Regions from separate parts of the Homo sapiens genome. Here region 1 is linked to region 2. Evidence: chromatin loops called from intact Hi-C (ENCODE). Cell type or tissue: spleen. All regions are shown on one strand. Each heading gives the region's core, and the rest is flanking DNA. Links, peaks and the distances in the headings are about the cores only. Region 1 has its middle 71 kb from the start of TFRC. Region 2 overlaps LINC01983 (long intergenic non-protein coding RNA 1983).

Region 1 (5,680 bases), core at 260-2,759, 160 kb after region 2:
AGCTGGCACAGAACCCGGCCGGCCCTCCTGGGCGAGCTGCTTTCTGCCAGGCTCTGGGGGTGGCGGGTGGCCTTTCAGTGATCTCCTCCAGCACTTGACCCTGTTCTGACTTGTATTTTGGGAGTGTCTTTTGTCTTCCTAATGTTGATAGCCTCACACACGTGGCATTGTACTGGCACCCGAGAACCAGCACTCATGTATGTAGCACTTTCAGAAATTAGTTATATTTATGCATGGTCATGGTCATACTCATAAATCTAATTGGACTTCTTTTTTAAGAAAGTGAAACAAAGCCTGAATTCTCCATTGTCGTGTCGGCCTCAGTTCCCGGAGCTGTCCTGTAAGTTCCTTGAAAACAGGTGCACCCAACCTGTACGTGGGACCTCTCAACAGCTGCCTCATAGCCTGGGCCCTGGACAGCTCTGAAGTCAGAGGAGTGGGGCTTCAGTAGGTTGCGCTGGGGTTAAATCCTGGCCATTACCCACAAGGAAAGACCAATGCAGCAGAACCGTCCCTGAAGCAGCGAAACGTGGTCAGGAGCCGTCCGTCAGTGAGAGCCATCCCTTTGGAAGTTCTTCACAGGACGATACGTCTTAGAATTTTTAACACATAGTGATGTGCCACGAGGTGGCTTTCCCGCCTCATTCCTACTGACATACGTTTATATTCAAAGTAGAAACAGAAATCGTCTTCTACATAACAAAGTCCTGAAAATCGTCACAGCTCTTAAGCCACGTGGTTCCTCAGCACCACCTGAGCTGACCCGTCCCAGCTCGTGATCACACAGACAAAGACATAACTGTAGAAGCGTCGGTATTTCATATGTATCAAATTTCATTTTTAAAAGACATTTTTAGGGGACAGAAATGTTATAGAACAACTTTTAACGTTCCACAAAAGTATAAATAGTAGAAAAGGAAACTAGTGCGTGTGAACTAGGACTCCATGAAAAGTACCCAGTAGTTGAAGCTCCACGACTCCATGGACAGAAGTTTGCATAAATATTTAAGCGATGTTAGTTCCTGAACATATAAGCAAGCCGTGGCAGGTCTGTGGCCAGAGCCCTCTGGAGTCCTTGCTGGGAAGGCGCAGCTCAGGGGGCTCCTGTTACTGGTTGAGGAGGGGAGACATGCCACTCACCTCTCCCAGGGAGCCCCCGGCCACGGACTCTGGCAAGAACAATGGGGCAGAACATAAGGAGCAGTGGCCAGGCAGCAGGTGCACCTGCGTCCCCTCCCGCATCCCCCCTGCATCCCCTGCCCGCATCGAGGCAGCAGGGTCCACAAGCTCTCAGGGGCCACGTGCAGGACACTCCAGGAAGGACCACACAGCCTGAGCTGGGGGCCACAGAGAGAGGACTTAAGGGGAAGGGCAGACACCCCACCCCTCCCCACACCCTGCCCCCTGCCCTCTGCCCCCTGCCCCCGGCAATCACCTGGGTCTGTGGCAGCAGCTGTGGGGACAATGGCAGAGGGCAGGACCCAGCCCCGTGGGGGAACTTCCTCTCCATGTGGGGCTCCAGCAGGATGGGGCCAGACCCACTGCTTCTTTCTCCCACGTCTTCCCAGCCCTTGGCCCAGGCCTGCCACAGCCATGGGAGTGCACAGCTCAGCAGGTAACTAAATCCCCGGCTTTCTAGCTAGAGAATGAAAATGAGGGTTCCCAGGGAGAAAGGACATTTTAGGGAGATTCGGGAGAGGGAGAGTCTTGGTAAGTGGCGTGTGGCCTCCTGGGCTGCCCTGAGCTGTTCACATGTGGATTTGAGCTCATGGGCAGACCTCAGCCTAGACCCTGGCGGTGCACACACTGGGCACATGCAAACAGCATTGAAGGCTTTGAGAAAGGAACTGGCTGGGGAAACCCAGACCACAAAATGTTAGTTGAAACTTACAGCCTGAATTTAATCGGGTTAATGCTCACTAAAACAAACCAATACAAAATCAACATTCTTCATTGGAGTGAAATAAGATGCAGAGTCTCCTAACGTAATATTCATGGTGTCCAGAATGCAATTCAACCTTACTAGGATATGAAGAACCAGGAAAATGGCAACTCACGCAGGAACCAGCCAGCCCATGCCCGTACCAAGATGACTGAGATGTTGTGATCCGCTGGCAAAAAACATGAAAATAGCTGTGATAAAACCACTGCAGCCCTAGTCACAAACACTCTTGAAACAAATGAGAAAGGAGAAAATCTCAGGAAGGAACTAGAAGATGTAAATATAAACCAAATGGACATCTTAGAATGGAGGGGCAATAAGTTCTTTTTGAAAAAAACCTCACTGGATGGGATTATAGAAGACAGTAAAGAAATATCAGAATGGAACAAAGAGTCTGTGGATTTGAATATAGGTTAATGGAAATTATCCAATCTTAACAACAGAGAAAAACATGAGAAAGGAATGTTTTAAATGAGAATATCTTCTCGTGGAGACTCAGTGCGCAGACCTAGCTTGTAACTCTCCTGCCACTGGAGGGGCAGGTGAAGGAGACCTACATGAAGATGGATTCACAAATTCCAACTAGCAAATATGGGTTCCAGGCAAAGTGTGAAAAGTTAACTATGTACATTTTATTTCCTAGACAGTGATGCACTGTGTAAAATTAAATCACCCCAAATATAATGATAGAGATAGAATGAAAATCAAAAGGCAAAAAGTGAAGCAAACACCATGCAAACCCTCATCGAAGACAGTGGGATAAGCCACGTTAGTATCAGGCAAAGTAGGCTTTGAAGCAAACAAAATCACCAGGGATAAAGAGAAGAAAAAAATAATGACAAAAGGGTCAAGAAAACAACAATCCTAAATGTGAATTCACCAAATGCCAGAACTCTAAAATACTTGAAACAAAAATTTAAAAACCCAAAAAGAGAAATAGACGAAGTCCACAGTGAGGTGGTAACACTGCTCTATTAATAAAGATTATACTAAAAAGATAGAAAGTTCTCAATAATGTAGGTTTCGACTTTTTAAAAGGTAGAAAAAGGAAACCAAAATGAATCAAAACCAAGCAGGAGGAGGGAAATAATAAAGGTAAGATCAAAAAACAACAAAATTATTTTAAAATACAATAGAAAAATGAATGACACCAAACCTAATTCTTTGATTAAATTTGAATAAAATTGGTGAACTTCTAACAATACCATTGAATAAAAAAGGAAAGGAGGGAGACACAGTTTACCAACATTGAAAAAGAAAAATGGGTCATCATTATAGACACTGCAGACACTAAGGGATAAACAGGGAATAATATGACAACTCCATACACATGAACTCAACACTCAGGTAAAATGGACGGATTCTTCAGAAAACACAAACTCACCCCATGTGAAAGCAATACCCTCAGAGGGTTATTTGTATTCCCAAACCTTTTAACAAAGAAATCTCCAGGCCCATTTTTTTGGCTAAGAAATTCTAATAAATATTTCACAAAGAAATGCCATCAGTTCTACATAATGTCTTCAAAAAACAGAAGAGGAGGACTCCCCAAATTATTTAATGAGGGCAAGTCATCAGGATACCAAATGCAGACAAAGAGCATTCAAATAAAGAAAGCTACAGATCAATACTCTTCATGAATATAGACATAACAGTCCTCATTAAAATGTTACCAAATTAAATCTGGCAATAAACAAAAAGAGTAAAGAATACCATGCTAGAGTCCAAGTGGTGCTATTTACTCCAGGAATACAAGGGTGGTTTGATAGCTTAAAAAGTAAAATCAACTAATGCAATACATCATATTAACAGTTTAAAGAATAAAAATGACATGATAATATCAATTGATGCCAAAAGGCAGTTGACAAAGCAATATCAATTTATGATAAAAACTCAGCCACAAAGATAAGAGGAGAACTTCTCCAACCTGAACAGGGCATCAGCAGAAGGTCTATGGCTGGCATCACACTCAACAGTGAGGGACTCATGCTTTCTCAGTGAGATCAGGCAGAAGATAGGAATGCCCAGATTTTCTAATCCTATTGGACATCACACTTAAAATCCCAGTCAGTACAAGGCAAGAAAAAGAAATAAAATGCATATTGATTGGAGAGAAAACAGCAGTGTCCTTAGTTGTAGATGACATGATTTTACACACAGAAAATCCCAAGAAACACAAAAACAAAATAAATAAATAACTCTCAGAAATAATGAATGAATTTAGCAAAGTAGAATTTATGATCAACAAATCATATTTCTACATTTACATAGAAAGCCAATCATATTTTTCCATAATAGCAATGTATAATTGGAGACTCAATTTTTTAAAAAATGCCTTTGTATAACAGGTCCAAACAATGAAACATTTAGGTATGAATCTTTCCAAACATGTACAGGATCTCCAAGTTACTACAAAAGACCTATGAAGACAATTTTTGCATATATGTATGTATGTATAAATAAATGGAGAAACAACATGTTCATAGATTGAAAGACCCAACATGGTAAATACATCAGCTCTCCCCAAATTGATCTGTAGTTTAATGCAATTCCAATTAAAATCCCACAAAAATGTTTAAACCGAGCTGATTCTAAACTTTATATGGAAAGGCAAAAGACAGAGAATATGCAACTTGATACTGAAGAAGAACAAAGTTGGAGAAAACATAAAATTAAAACTACTTTATTTTAAGACTTACTATAAATCTGCAGTCATCAAGACGGTGGCATTTGCAGAGTAGCAAACGTATAGATCCTTGAAACAGAATACAGTGTCCAGAACACAAACATGCCAAATATGCAAAAGGAGTCATGGAGGGAAGGAGTCTTTCCAACAAACGGTTATGAATCATGTTGACGGGCATGTGCAAATATCTGCAATCTAAACCTCACATCTTATGAATACTTAACTGAAATTAATCACAGATCTAAAATGAAAACTACAAAAGTGTAAACATTTTAGAAGAAAACATAAGGAGAACTCTTCATGACCTATTATTAGGCAAAGAGTTTACTATAATCAGGTTAAAAAATTGATGTACTCCACAAAATGTTTAAAATTAAACTTTGTACTAAACGATATCTCAATTCAATTGCACCCTGGTAAAAAGCCAAGTCTACCTGGACATCTCAGAATCCTCTGCACCAATGTGGAAGGATGCTGGCTTCCCACACCTGCTGTAGTCAGTTACCAGAAACCCAGGGGCTTAAAGCAATCGAAGTTTCTTCTCTCACAGCTCTGGAGGCATGAAGTCCAAAACCAAGGTATGGGCAGGGCCTGCTCCAGTCAAGGCCTCTCAGGTCTGTGGGGTGTGGCGGGCGGAGGAGGCACCTCTGGGACGGTTGCCACATCAGTCACAGCAGAAGCACCCGTGCTTCCCCCAGCATCTTGAAGAAAGCTGAGGAGGAGCAGTCAGCAGCTGTGCCCTGTCTGTTTTAGCAGGAGCCTGAATAAAGGCACAGGTGGCTGCAGCTGCGTCCAATGCCACCAAATGGGGCCTTTGTGAGCCATGGACATACCGAAGGACCTCAGCATCTTCAAAGCCCTCAGACGTGGCAGAAAACCAGTTGGGAGGAATATTTGCTCCCGCACCGACGCGCAAACAGCCTGACGTGTGTGAATACAGAGACCGGGGGGTTCCTTCCGAAGGCTGTTTAAATTCCCATCGTGTTTTCAATGGGCATTCATTTAGCAGTCTTGGCTTTATGAATCATAAAAATAAATGCTCTGTTTGTTTT
Region 2 (8,800 bases), core at 2,767-5,266:
CCTTGCCCTCTTCCTCCCCCGCCCTGGGCCTCGCTCCTCTCTTGGCACCTATGGGCAGAGAAAGAGGTTGCCCAGGTTATCAGCCACACCCCTTTGGGCTCCGTTTCCATTTCGGAGTGTGGCCTGGTCTCTGCTCTCCCCAGGGAGGTTTTGTGCATTAGTCACTCGGCTTGCGGAACATGGGTCAGCAGAGATGATGGGGTCACCAGGAGGACAAGGCTGCAGAGCAAGGACTTGCCCCAGAGTCTCACCGCCTCTGGGCCCCTCTGGAATGACCACGGCCAAGCCTGTCCTGGGGAGAAAAGAAGGCACAGGCCGGTGATGGGTCTAGCTGGGGCTGGCGCTAGGTGCGGGGCCCCACCGGTGACATGCCTGATCTGTCCACACGCCCGGAGGAGGGCAGTCCCGGCTGTCCTGGGCTGGCCTGCGCTGCCCCCTTCCCTCCTTTCCAGCCTGTCACAAACCCTGGCACTTCCTGCTTGGTGCCTCGGTTCAGGCCTGGGTCTTGCTCCCTGGGACCAAGGAGGGGCTTCCTCCCTGATCACCCCCGCCCCGGACACCACACCTTCGGTTCACCCTGTGCCCACCTCTGCAGACTCCCAGGAGCAGCCCTGCACAGCGCCTCCCCCACCTCCAAGCCGGACCAGGCCACACCCTCCCCAGTGCTTCTCCTGCTCATCCATGGACAACGCTACAGGCCACCGAGTTGGCCCCCACACCCTTCCTGGGGGTGGGGGTATCTTTATGAAAATGGAGGGGAAATAGAGATGCTCTCAGCATAACAGTGCACCAGAGTCGTGAGGCCACCAATGATGGCAAAAGAAAGGTGCGCTGGTTTTGTGGCTGTGCCTTTCCGAGGGCCATTTTCTTTCACCCTCTCCCCTCCTCCATGGCTCCTAAAGTCTTCTCGTCTGCTCCAGGAAGAGGAAGATTGGACGGAGCCAAGGTCCTGGGTGGATAGAAGGGCCTCCAGGACCCCCTGGATGTGGAGGAGGGAGGGAAAAGCTAGGGTAGAGCAGAAAGAATCCCCAGTGTCCCCATCCTGGGCGAAGGCGGCTCTGAACATGTAAATATTTGATGGATTTACAAGAAAGATTTCCTTCTGGAATAGACTGTATCTTTACACTCTTTCAGATAACATGGGAATAGTTGAAGAGTCCTAATGTTACAAGGAAGGGGTCTCGATCTAGATCCCAAGAGAGGGTTCTTGGATCTTGTGCAAGAAATAATTCAGGGTGTGTCTGTAAAGTGAAAGCAAGTTTATTTTTTTGTTTGTTTGTTTTTATTTCGAGACAGAGTCGCTCTGTCACCCAGGCTGGAGTGCAGTGGCATGATCTCGGTTCACTGCAACCTCCGGCTCCCAGGTTCAAGCCATTCACCTGCCTCAGCCTCCCGAGTAGCTGGGATTACAGGCGCCCGCACCACGCCTGGCTAATTTTTGTATTTTTAGTAGAGACAGGGTTTCACCATGTTGGCCAGGCTGGTCTCGAACTCTTGACCTCATGATCCACCACCCGCCCCAGCCCCTGGCCTCTCAAAGTGCTGGGATGACAGGCGTGAGCCACCATGCCCGGCCCGAAAGCAAGTTTATTAAGAAAGTAGAGGAATAAAAGAACAGCTGCACCACAGATGGAGGCCTGAGGGCTGCTTTGCCCATTTTTATGGCTCTCTCTTGCTGATATGCTAAACAAGGGGTGGATTATCCATGCCTCCCCTTGCTAGACCATGTAGGGGAACTTCCTGATGTTGCCATGGCATTTGTAAACTGTCATGGTGCTGGTGGGCGTGTAGCCATGAGGACGCCCAGAGGTCACTCTCATGGCCATCTTGGTTTTGGTGGGATTGAGCCGGTTTCTTTACTGCACCCTGTTTTATCAGCAAGGTCTTTATGACCTGTATCTTGTGCCAACCTCCTATCTCATCCTGTGACTTAGAATGCCTTCACCATCTGGGAATGCAGCCCAGTAGGTTTCGGCCTCATGTTACCCAGCTCCCATTCAAGATGCAGTCGCTCTGGTTCACACGCCTCTGACACGAATAACAACAGCTAAGGATGATCGAGTCTCTACCGCATGCCAAGCACTTAGCATTGTGACCACTCTTTGTGGCAAATTCTTTTGATGTCTATGATACGGAAGAGAAAACCAAGGCTCGAGAAGGGTGAGAAAGTTGTTCGCGATCCTACACCCAGGCGGGAGTGGGGTATGCCCAGGCGGTCTTGACGAAAGCCCACGTTCCTAGCCATGACACTGGTGAGGTGGCCACGAAGAGGAAGGGACCTCCCATCACTCCGAGGCCCAGCTGCAGCCCTTGGAAGGCTGCACACCTGAGCGTGGTGTGCGCTGAGGCCGGGCCTCCCGGGGCAGCCCCAGGCAGCGGCTGGCTGCGGCAGGGGTGGGAGGGCAGGGGTAGGAAGGCACACGGCGGGTCTGGGGCGCTCCCTCCCTCGTTCCTTCACGCAGGTGCAGACTTGCATGGCCGTCTGAAGGCTCTCCCAGCTCCTCTGGCTGCCTCCTTATTTTCTCTCACACAGTCACCTCCCCTAATAGAACCCTGGGGAGTTTAATCCCCATCTCACGACTGCTTCCCGGAGGAGCCGGACGCACACTTGGCTGTGGATTTGTTCTCCAGCCACGCTCAGCTCCAGCCGGGACCGACGCGCTGAAGCCGCAGGGCCGGGTGCCGCCGGCAGGGGGCGCGCGCAGACAGGGAGGCCCCACCCCGGCCCGCGGAGGACGCGCTCCCCTCCCAGCGCAGCCCCGGCCTCAGCGCCTCGGTCCGCTCCGCCTGCACCTGCCAAGCCCGGCGTGCTGCAAAGCCTCGCTCAAGCTCACGTTAATTCCAAGTGAAGCTCAGGGGCTCTCAGTCCTGGGTGCTCATGACAACTCCGTGGAGAGCTTTTTAAAACTTATGGGCCACCGCCTGGCTCGGTGGCTCACGCCTGTAATCCTAGCACTTTGGGAGGCTGAGGCAGGTGGATCACCTGAGGTCAGGAGTTCGAGACCCGCCTGGCCAACATGGCAAAACCCCCGTCTCTACTAAAAATACGAAAAGTAGCCAGGTGTGGTGGCAGGCACCTGTAATCCCAGCTACTGGGGAGGCTGAGGCAGGAGAATCACTTGAACTTGGGAGGCGCAGGTTGCAGTGGAGCTGAGATCGTGCCATTTCACTCAGCCTGGGCAACAAAGCAAGACTCCGTCTCAAAAATAAAAATAAAAAATAGGCCAGCCACGGTGGCACATACCTGTAATCCCAGCACTTTGGGAGGCCGAAATGGGCGGATCACGAGGTCAGGAGTTCGAGACCAGCCTGGCCAACATAGTGAAACTACTCTATTAAAAAATGCAAAAAATTAGCCGGGTGTGGTGGCAGGCGCCTGTAATCCTAGCTACTCAGGAGGCTGAGGCAGGAGAATCACTTGAACCGCGGGAGACAGAGGTTGCAGTGAGCTGAGATTGCACCATTGCACTCCAGTCCGAGCAATAGTGCGAGATTCCATCTAGAAAATATAAATAAATAAAAATAAAAATAAATAAATAAATAAATAAACCTGGCCACGGCCTAGGGACCGTGCAACTCTTGATCACCTACAAACACCTGGAAAGCACACGTTGTGGCAAACATGGGCTTTGGTGACAGGAAGACCTGGGTCCAGATCTTGCTTGCTACCTGCTTACTAGCTGTGTGACCCTGGACAAACTGCTGAACTTCTCTGAACTTGGTTTTCTTAGCTAAAGAGAGAGAATATAAGACTTCTTATGCTTGTCAGGAGGATTCGTGTAATACCATGTCAAGTTCCAAGCACAGGGTTCTCTCTGGTGGACCAGTCGTTCTCAGCGAGGACAGTGATGACCCCTAGTGGACAGTGTGGGAAGTTCTGGGAGTGTTTCAACGAGGACAGTGATGTCCCCTAGTGGACAGTGTGGGAAGCTCTGGGGGTGTTTTCAGTTGTCACCGAGCCAAGGGCTACCGGCGCGAAGGGCCCGGCCTCCTGCAATGCGTGGGGCAGTGATGCGCCATGAGGAAATGTCACGGATCCTACGTGACAAAATAGTCTTGCGAACAATTTTAAGACAAACTGAATTTTCCGGGAATGCAACTACTGTGTAAGTTGAGAAAGTTTCATAACGTGTTTTGTTCGGCACTTTACCAACAGTTGTTCACCGACGTGGAAATCTTATCACTGGCGGCACCTGCCGCGTGTGGTATCTGAGTGGCCGTGACTCGTGCGTCCGCCCTCGTGTGTCACACAGTCACTTAGGCACAAGCATCTGACCCTTGTAACATCTTAGAGAAACGCTTCTCACGCGCCAGTGCACACAAATGCCTGCGGAACTTGTCAAAGTGCAGTCTCCTGTCCAGTTGGTCTGAGGGGGGACCTGAGAAACTCATGCTATGAGGTCCTAGTGTAGTCACGCCTAAGTGTGTGTGCAGAGAACACATTTATTATAAACTACGCTTCTCTTATCTCTCCTTTTTTTTTCTTTTTTTTGAGTCTTGCTCTGCCACCCAGGCTGGAGTGCAATGGAGTGATCTCGGTTCACTGCAACCTCTGCCTCCCAGGTTCAAGTGATTCTCCAGCCTCCCAAGTAGCTGGGATTACAGGCATGCGCCATCATGCTGGGCTAATTTTTGTATTTTTAGTAGAGACGAGGTTTCACCATGTCAGCCAGACTGGTCTCAAACGCCTGACCTCAAGTGATGTGCCCGCCTCAGCCTCCCAAAGTGCTGGGATTACAGGCGTGAGCCACGACACCCAGCCTCTTATCTCTTGTACAACACTTAGGGCATCATCTTGGGTCGAGTTCCCCAGGAAACACTCTGAGAGGGAGATTTGTGTGCCTGTGAGGGGCAGATAATACAGGATCGGGCAGAGGGAGAAGTGGAGCTGTGATATAGTCATAGCAGAGGATGCAGCTGGTCCCTCAGGGCTTAGGCCTGGGGTGGCCTTCAGAGATGTCCCAAATTGATGCCGGAGTGGAGACTCGACCGGTCACTGGATGTGTGCTTCCCCTCCCCCCAGGGACAAAAATGTGGCTCTCTTGGGCCTCAGCTGTGAGCTGTGAGCAGCCGACACTCCTGCAGCTGGAGGAAGGGTCTTGGTCCTGGATGACTGGTGTGGGTGGCAAACCCCAAATCTGCGATCAACAGTACGCTGATGTTTAAACATGGTATGTGGACAGATTACATTACCTTTGGAATTTAATTTCAGTATAGTAAGGCAAACCCCGAATCTGTGACTGACAGTAGGCTGATGTTTAAACACGGTATGTGGACAGATTATATTACCTTTGGAATTTCATTTCAGTAAAGTAAAGGTGTTGCAAAATATTTGTCCTAGAAAGGGAACACTGAGTTTCGTAGGTTTACAGCCTCTGTACAGGGTAAATGGCAGAGGCTCCTATTACCAGAAATGATAGTTCACCAAGCTCAGCAAATACCTACTGAGTGCCTACCATGTGCCAGGCGCTGTTTTAGGCACTTGGAGATACATCGATGAACAAAGCAATGAAGGCCTGTCCTCACTGGAGCTTACATTCCAGCAGGTGACAAGGGGTTACAGGCTGTGATCACAGTTTTCAGTTTCAGGCCCACATCTGCCCTCTGGATGACCCACAAGGCATCCCATAGTTGGCATCAGTCAATGGGTACCTAGTTTACAGCAAACCCACCACAACAGCTGGACAGGCACAGAGAACTCTTCTCTCTGACCAGAGGATCTGTGCTTCCAAAAGTATGGAGGAAATTCCCATTGGCTTTTTTTTCTCGTTCCATCTTCTCTTTGTTTGGCCGCAGAGGCAGCTGCAGTCTCAGGAAGTGTGTGGTGAAGCAGGGAAGCTAAAGCCCAGGCCTTCAAGCCAAAGAGCCAGAAAGGGTGGGGGAATAAGGGTGGGGTGGGGTGGCCCCAAAGCCAGAAAGTGTCACAGAGACTGAAGAGAAGGAGGTGCTCAGGGCAGGAATCCCATAAAGCTGGATCCAAGCTCCTGGGCCCATCCCTCGACGGCACAGGCATGGACCGTAAATATCCCTCGACGGCGCAGGCGCGGGCCGTAAGTATCCCTCGACGGCGCAGGCGCGGACCGTAAATTGCACACCGAAGGCCCTGAGAACTGAACCGTGGGTAGATTATCACCCCGGTCCCAGACTGGCCACTGGTTTGTGCACGTGTGGGGCAGATCCCAACCACAAAATACAGAGACTTGAAAACTGACATTGGAGCTGCCCTCGCTGGAACTTGGGGTCTCAGCCTAAGTCAACTACCTGCTAAAACCAACCTGCTGACAAACAAAAATAACATTCTCTGCAGGCTTTAAACAAGACCCAGAATCTCATAACTTCATCTTCACAGAGTCTAAGATACAATCCAAAACTACTCAACGTACAAAGAACCACAGAACTCTCACATCTCACAAGGAGAAAGACAAGCAACTGAGGCCAATCCCAAGATGAGGCAGGTGTTGGAATATCACAGACGTTAAGCAGCTGTTATAACCATGCTCCAAGGAGTAAGAACAAACACTACTGAAGTGAACAAAAAGATACATCATCTTGGCAGATACATGAAATATTAAAAAGAAATATGAAAATTTTAGAACTGAAAAATACAACAACCCAAATAGAAAATTCGCCTGAGAGGCACAAGATGAGAATGGGCCACAGGCCATGGACCTCCACAGGCAGCCCCGAGGCCTCCTCGGGTTTGGAGGACGTGGGTGGAGGGCACTGAGACCAGCACCAAAACAAGTGGCTTTGGTCCCAGAACCCTTGATGCTGCTGCCACTCAGGCCACCCATGTCCAAATCTGCCCAGTCCTGCCTGGCTCACAGTCTGGCTGTGCCTGCCTCCCCTCACCTCCACCCCTGCCCCACAACCATTACGCATTTCCTCAACTGCCTCCTCTATGAGCCCCTCCCACCCAGATGCAAGCTCCCACCGGGAGGGGACTGGTGGTTTCTCTCTTACTGTCATCACGACGCTCTGCATACAGCAAGAGGCACAAGAGGAGGTCTGGCAAAAGGAGGACGCACCTCCAACTTGGTCTGCAGGGAAGAAGCAAAAGTGAACAGGAAATAAGGTCTCGCAGCTGGAAGTTCTGACGCTTTGAATTCCTCACAATTTCTCAACCCCATTTCAAGACGAGGAAACTGATGCCATTGAGAGATTAAAAGGCTAGAATGGGCGGGCGCGGCGGCTCACGCCTGGAATCCCAGCACTTTGGGAGGCCGAGGCGGGTGGGTCACTTGAGGTCAGGAGTTTAAGAACAGCCTGGCCAACATGGAGAAACCCCGTCTCTACTAAAAATACAAAATTAGCCGGGCGTGGTGGCATATCCCTGTAATCCCAGCTACTTGGGAGGCTGAGGCAGGAGAATCGCCTGAACCCGGGAGGCAGAGGTTGCCGTGAGCTGAGATCGTGCCATTGCACTCCAGCCTGGGCAACAAGAGTGAAACTCCATCTCAAAAAATAAAATAAAATAAAATAAAAGGCTAGAATGAAGTTGCACACAAGTAGCAGAGCTGGGGCCCAACCCAGGGCCTTTAGCAAGGGAAGATGACAGAGCAAAGAAAAGAGGCACAGACAGCAGAGGCAGCTCTGGGAAGGGCCAAAGCATCAGCCTCCGCCGTCGGCCTTCTCCTTCCTGGGACAGAACGCCAGAGCTGGGAGGGGCCCGATCTCCTCCTTTACGGTCTGTGAAACTCAGGCCCAGGGAAAACAGGGGCCTGCCTAAGGTCACACAACCAGTGGCAGAAATACCTGCTTTCCTGAACTGTCTATATTTAAGTAAAACTAAGTACAATAAGGCTTTTAGAAGCTTCATCAGGATTTCATTTTTACCAAAATATGTACAGTGTAAGAAGAAAGTTCTTGAGCCAGGTGCAGTGGTGCATGCCTGTAGATCCAGTTACTCAAGAATAGCAACACCCTATCAGAAAGATAGGGAGGGAGGGAGGAAGGGAGGGAGGGAGGGAGGGAGGAAGGGAGGGAGGGAGGGAGGAGTGTAGAGGTGTGCTTAACAAATCTTTTGCTCAAATAGCATAATGGGCCCAGGCGCAGTGGTTCACACCTGCAATCCCAGCACTTTGGGAGGCTGAGACCGGTGGATCACTTGAGGTCAGGAGTTCGAGACCAGCCTGGCCAACATAGTGAAACCCTGTCTCTACTAAAAATACAAAAATTAGCCAGGCGTGGTGGCACATGCCTGTAATCCCACCTATTCAGGAGGCTGAGGCAGGAGAATCACTTGAACCCAGGAGGCAGAGGCTGCAGTGGGCCGAGATCGCACCACTGCACTCCAGTCTGGGCAAGAGAGTAAGATTCTGTATCAAAAAAAAAAAATAGCATAATGGCCAACTGTGATTTTTTCAAGGAATGCACCAGAGTAAATGCTAAGCACTGAGAGGGGATGATTCAATAGTAATAGACTTAGCACAGTTAGGTTTCTTTGGCAATAAGAATAATAGAAGAAAAATGGGAACTATCTCTATAACCAGCCAAACGGGAATGACAGAGTATTTTGGCACATGTGCTCAATATTTACAAATCTATAATAAAGTGAGCACGTTAAAAAACATACACACAACAGGAGAGAAGCCCCAAGCTGTGCAACAGTGATTGGATTCAAGAGCCAGGATGAGCTGAAGGTTCCGTTGTTCTCTTTTGCATGACACTTAGGGCAGCATCTTGGGTGGAGTCCCCGGGAAACACTCTGAGAGGGAGGTTATCCAGAAGCTCTATAATGAGAATGTTCTTTTGGCAAACAAGGTAAACATTTTATTTGGGGGGAAAAAGCCATTCTTTT

What was found. Hi-C counts contacts between places; a loop is a spot of excess contacts. Peaks named below come from ENCODE experiments on the same cell type or tissue, not always from the same donor. Only the 100,000 strongest peaks of a DNase experiment are listed, where the experiment ranks them.
Region 1: a loop joins it to region 2, with 2.8 times the contacts of the local background. A loop is called at or near these places in 14 of 110 quality-filtered maps.

Annotation. Positions count from the first base shown.
Region 1 is chr3:196,007,884-196,013,563 of GRCh38, forward strand. No RefSeq gene overlaps it. Among named protein-coding and RNA genes, the nearest start is that of TFRC, 71 kb to the right of the region's middle. In spleen, for the core only: no CTCF peak of the experiment used is centred there; DNase peaks (open chromatin) are centred at 1,118 and 1,308; H3K27me3 peaks cover 1,559 bases.
Region 2 is chr3:195,847,170-195,855,969 of GRCh38, forward strand. The region is part of intron 1 of LINC01983 (long intergenic non-protein coding RNA 1983); the gene reads right to left. Among named protein-coding and RNA genes, the nearest start is that of LINC01983, 8.8 kb to the right of the region's middle. RefSeq lists an enhancer at 3,654-4,154. In spleen, for the core only: CTCF peaks have their summits at 3,908 (motif pointing left) and 4,120; a DNase peak (open chromatin) is centred at 3,882; H3K4me3 peaks cover 399 bases; H3K27me3 peaks cover 1,274 bases.